Linked DNA regions of Homo sapiens: region 1 is linked to region 2. Evidence: chromatin contacts called from ENCODE Hi-C or POLR2A ChIA-PET data. All regions are on one chromosome and are shown on one strand. The core of a region is the stretch at or near the end of the contact, and the rest is flanking DNA. Distances in the headings are between cores, read along the strand shown.

What was found. Hi-C counts contacts between places; a loop is a spot of excess contacts on that map. ChIA-PET counts read pairs that join two places held with the same protein, here RNA polymerase II (POLR2A). Pooled maps may share reads with other maps.
Region 1: a loop to region 2 is called in a pooled map, with 3 times the contacts of the local background. The contact joins the enhancer-like site here to the promoter of CYTIP in region 2. A Hi-C loop is called at or near these places in 6 of 50 pooled maps. POLR2A ChIA-PET finds 5 or more read pairs at or near these places in 2 of 52 experiments (GM12878 and activated CD4-positive, alpha-beta T cell).

Annotation. Positions count from the first base shown.
Region 1 is chr2:158,009,647-158,012,629 of GRCh38, forward strand. It overlaps a transcript of UPP2 not described here. Among named protein-coding and RNA genes, the nearest start is that of UPP2, 91 kb to the right of the region's middle. Within about 2 kb of position 1,550, at least 4 of the 41 ENCODE cell types and tissues checked have a DNase peak (open chromatin) inside an H3K27ac peak, as active enhancers do.
Region 2 is chr2:157,442,810-157,445,509 of GRCh38, forward strand. CYTIP (cytohesin 1 interacting protein) reads right to left here and starts at 1,280. Exons shown (of 8, transcript NM_004288.5): 1 at 1,038-1,280. The coding sequence starts at 1,211. RefSeq lists enhancers at 941-1,040, 1,081-1,130.

The DNA.
Region 1 (2,983 bases), core at 300-2,799, 570 kb after region 2:
AACAGAAGGCTCCCAGTTTTGAGTTAGCGCAACGCAGACTGGACTGTGCCCTAGAAGGAACAGGAATGCTTCCTCTTTGTGGCTTCCCCTGCATCTACCTGCAGACTTCTTGCTTTGCACAGCTCCAGGGTGAATGGGCATTCTCCTGCGGGCTGCCTTCTGTGGTCATCTTGCCCCAGCAAATGCTGTAGTCTCTCGTAAGGCAAAGGGCTATGCAGGGTTACTTTCCTCTTGCTTCTTTTGGATTTTCTAAAAACGTGGCTACCTTACATTATTGCTATTAATCAAGAATTTTCCAGATCTTCAAACTGCAAACCCAAGGGGGGAAAAATGAGGTCAAAGTGATTTAATTTAGATTGAGGTGGAAGACACCAGGAAACGAGTATGTTAATCAAATATATCAAATGCTATTTCTTTGTCTTTGAAATTGAATACAGAGGACATAGAAGTCTGTAAATAAATTAATAAATTAATGCATGTATTTTGGTTTTATGTTATGGCTTTTCATCGAAAGCGACAGAAGAATGAGGATGAAGAAAACCCGGAAGAAAGACAAGCAATCAACCTTGATATAGGCGGAAAATATCTACTATAATAATTATGTATCACTTTCCCAAAAAGGAACACTAGATTGTTAAAAAGAGTAATCCCTGAATTTGTTATAAGTAGTGCTTTGATTTTATGAATATATGTTCTTAAAATATTTTCCTTTCCTTATTTTCTAGTGAGGAAAGATTTAAATATCCTATCCTGGATGCTGGAAACTGTTGCATCCTCTTCCCGCCAACCATTAACTTTTACTTCCTTGCATAACAGCCCCATCTTGTGGTTGTTTGTAAATTTTCCACTAAAGATATGTTGCATTTTCACAGTTACGGGCATAAGTGGAATCCTCCCTTTTACCTTTCCTAGTAGGCTGAATCAAATTAAGCAGGAAAGAAGAACGGGTATGCATGAATTCAATTTAAAAGGCCAAAAACTGGTGAGGGAAATACAGGGCAGGTATTCAACAAGGATTGTTTGCATTAATGTTAAGTGAAGGCACAGTTATATTAATAGGTAAAAGGTAATACAATGAGTTCCCTCCAATGAGAGCATCATTAGCTCCCTCTTTTTCTTTTTTTTTTTTTTTTTTTTGAGACAGAGTCTCGCTCTGTCACCCAGGCTGGAGTGCAGTGGCACAATCTGGGCTCACTGCAATCTCTGCCTCCTGGGTTCAAGTGATTCTGGTGCCTTAGCCTCCCTAGTAGCTGGGACTACAGGTGCACGCCTCCATGCCCAGCTGATTTTTGTATTTTTAGTAGAGACGGGGTTTCTCCATGTTGGCCAGGCTGGTCTCGAACTCCTGACTCAAATGATCCACCCACCTCGACCTCCCAAAGTGTTGGGATTACAGGTGTGAGCCACAGTGCCCGGCCTCCTCCCTCATTATCTTAATAAAGCTTCTGATCTGGCACCTGTCTGCTTCACTAGGCCAAGGAGGCTTACCAGAGCTCATACAGAGCGCTGCAATTCCAAACCCTTGTGCTGGGGAACACCCTTTGGTTTCACACGGCAGAAATACAATAGGAAATAGCTTCAGAAGAATGCGAAGGTAATGACTCAGGTAACCAGACAGCCAGAAGGACAGAGGAAATGGGTGATTCAGAAAGACCTGACACAGGGTTCTGAATGCCAGCAGGACTCTTTCTCCCTCCTGCGTCTCTGAGTGTTTTGCTCATTGTCTTTTTCCCCTCTGCTTCTTTTCTGGCTCTTTACAGTTTCCAGGCTCACATCTGGGCTCATGGCTCTCTAACTGGAGAGAAGGAGCCCTCCTTTCCCATAAAGTTTTGAAAAAAAGCTAGGGAAGAAGTCTGATTGGCTTGTTTTGGGCCACATGACCACCCTTTGATCAATTGCAATGGTCAAGGGAGCTAGGCTCAGCTTGGGTAAGTTGTCCACCACTGAAGGGAACCAATCACTGTGGAGGAGGATGTAGGGTCATGTGAAAAGATCAAGTTTTCACACAGAACACTTGTCTGGAGGGAGGGAGGGAGGGAAGGAGCCATTTGTTTAAAGAAGGAAGAGATGAATAAACCAACTTGGCTAATTGAAACAAACAGACTTCCTCCTTTCCTCTCCTGTCTATGCCTGGCACATCACTCAACAAATATTTGCTCGATAAATGAAAGATTTTCTAATTGAATAGAAGATCCTAGGGTAGGTGTAAATGGTAGTGGGGTGGGGATAGGGGTGTGTTTGCTATTTCCTGGAGCTGAAGAAACCACAAGGTTCCTTTCCTTCTAAAATTCTGGGTTTTTCCACTCCCTGGCTATGGCCGTATATGGTCTCCCCTCTTGCTTAGAGCTTACACCAAGAATGCTGGTTTTCATCTACTTGACTCAGTGAGCATCTTTTTTATCCTTTGGGTATCTTCTCCTCTGCGGTCCTGCCTTTAGTGTTTGCATGCTCACTCTCTGAGCCTCCCTGTACTCTCTGCCCGCATAGACCAGTACATGTAAGCCTTTTAAAAAAGAGTTTGATTGCTAATCACTCTGAGGAAAAGAGAAAATTTTAAGAACAGAATAAGCATGAGGAAGTTTCAAAGGTTCAATAATCTTTCTGAATTGTTTCTACCTTTTTTTTTTTTTTTTTTTTTTTTTGAGAGGGGGTCTCCAGTTGCCCAGGCTGGAGTACAGTGAAACGATCTCGGCTCGCTGCAACCTCTGCCTACCGGATTCAAGTGATTCTCCTGCCTCAGCTTCCCGAGTAGCTGCGATTACAGGCACGTGCCACCACACCTGGCTGATGTTTGTATTTTTAGTAGAGACGGGTTTTCACCACATTGGCCAGGCTGGTCTCAAACTCCTGACCTCAAGTGATCCACCCACCTCGGCCTGCCAAAGTGCTGGGATTACAGGTGTGAGCCACCGTGCCTAGCTGATATAATTTTAAAATTATGAATAACATTGTGATAAATTATCTTGTGATATTTAACCACATC
Region 2 (2,700 bases), core at 30-2,529:
TAATCCTGAATTTAGAAGGCTTACGAGAAGCACATGATTGTACATGCAAGACTTAAGCGCAAAAATTCTTGCTCTAGGGCAATTCTAAATATTTTCTGTAGAAATGCTACATCGAAATTCAAATATGTACCTGGGGATTTAGAGCAAGTTGTTTAAAAAAAATCCTGAAGAGGTATTATGGTTAAAAAAAAATTTTTACATGTTAGAAATTGAAGAACGAAAAAATCAAAATAAATTCAGTTAGACATAGATTTTTCCAAATGAGTTTTCATCCCTAGAGACAAACTTTGCAATAAAAATATTAAAATGGCATAATCTAGCATTTAATAAACACACACTGAATGCCAGTCACTGTGTTAGGCACTGCACAGTTCCTTATTTAACCAACATAAGAACCCAATAAGGGTGGTTCTATTATTAACTCCATTTTAGAAAAAACAAAACTGAAGCTTAGAGAGGCAAGTGGCTTGCTCAAGATCCCACAGACACTAAGTGGTGAGCTGATATTCAATCTGGCACTCATCTATCCAAAAAAAAAAAATCTTACTTTCCAATAGCCTGAGGTATGTGCCAGCAACCCAGAGCTGAAGATAATTAGTCAACAAAATTTGTCCTCAGAAAAAGTATTTCTTATTTGATTATGAACTGAAATGACCATCAAGGACTGCAAGTAAGGATGGAAGGGAAAGAATCAGTGGAGACACAATGGGGAAAAGAGAATTAATTCTCATACTGGTTGTATCTATATAAACCATCTTCAAGTTTTTTATGCTTAATGATGTTTATTTTACCTGAGCACTTCTTCAAATAAGAAAAACAATCTTAATTTTTGCCTTGAAAAAAAAGTTTGATTGTGGTCTCAAATCTTTGGACTGGTTCACCTAGCTCCCTGAGCATCTCACCTCCTTCACCCATAATAATCAGCCAGTAATTCCAAAGCCTCTAAAATATCACCATTAGTATGAAGTCAGACAAACATATCACTCTGCCCTCAAGAGAATGTGAACACTCTAAAGGGTACAAAATAGCAATCATACCTGCTTTCGTCCCCGAGGCAGAGTAGCCACCGTGTCTGCTAGCATTTGAATCCTTCTATTATCGTCCATCGTAAGGCTGCCGGTGAGTGTGGAGTAAGAGCTATACGCTGGCCCAGCGCAGAAGTCCGCCAAATTGCCATTGCTGCTGTGTTGCAGGAGCCTTTGTAAAGACATTGTGAATAAAGATCACTCCAGCTAGCACATGGTTGAGTGGCCTTGCAGGATGGGGGAAGCTAAAAGTACAACTGTGACAAGTAATCAAAAGTAGCAAAGCAGAAAGAGCCCATGTGACCTCTGTGGTTTGAGGAACTTGTTACACAAACCCTATCTTGCTATTCACTCCCATTTCTCAAAGCTTTTTTTCTTTAAGCTCCTGAGAGAACCTGGAGCTAATTTTTACAATTTAAAGAAAAATCAACTTATTTTTTCACCTCAAACAGCCAGAATTCTTACGCTTTTATGTTCTGTGGCAAGTTGCATTCACACCACCATTTGCCATTTTTTTCTTTAGAGAAGAAAGAAAAATGTCCCCAAGTGCTACCATTTGTTTCCCATCCATTCTCTTACTTAACATTAGCAATGCAATGCAGAAGTCAGCACACGAGGACATTCAGTTCTTGTGAATATGGGCAAGAATTACAGGTGCCGGTCATAATGTTCTCTCTCGAAGTCCTTGTAATACTGTACTTTCCCTGAAGTATACCCTAGATCATTAATGTTCATCAAAAAGACATTATATCTGCCACTGAGGTTGTAACCATTCAGCATTCTTCTGGTTGTCCTTTTACTACTTTGTCCTTACAAAAATTACCCATGATCTTTACAAAGTACAATGGGAAGGGAAAGCCAGCACATTTAGGGCACAATGTTGCCATTTCTTAGACGAGACTTTGCGGCAGCATCAGCAAGTGGTCCCAGGGGAGGAAAGGAGTGGGCAGGAAGGTAACAGGCAAACCAAGGTGGCACCAAGAACATTGCCTGTTGGTCCCTGCATGTGCATATGGGTCAAGGGCACCATCACCAAGTACTCAAGATCACAGATGCTTTTTTTTTTTTTCCTTTGGCTGAGGTTGGGGGCAGGTAGTTTTGAGAGAACTGGTTTCAGTGGAGGAGTAGGGGAGGCAAGTAAAAGGAAGAATCGAAACAAAAGTCAAAAAGAGAAGTTTTATATGGCACAAAAAGTCAAATGTGCTTTTTAAAATCTCTGAAGATCAATACTAGCATTTGAAAGAGTTAGCAAATCTTTGAACTAAAATGAAATGTGTGTGTACTGGAAGTGAAGATGAATTCAACTCAAGTAGAAATTGCCAAATATAAATAGTAAAATCTGAATTAATAGTGCTTCAAAAGTTGAAGCCAATTATAGATTTTAAAAACTCTATCACAGCATGACTCATTATACTGGAATTGAATTTTGACATGGACAAAGTGATATCACCACAAACATATAACGGTCTAAATCAGGAATTAAAAACACATACGTTTTCAGAAGCCAGGTAAGTAACATAAATGTGTAAGGCAAAAGGGAGTGGTAAATACCTTGGCAACTAAAGAATACATCAATTATAAAGATATTCACGTAAAATCTATATTTATAGATATGTACAGATATGTATACAGGTATATGTGGGGTGTGTGTGTGTGTGTGTGTGTGTGTGTGTGT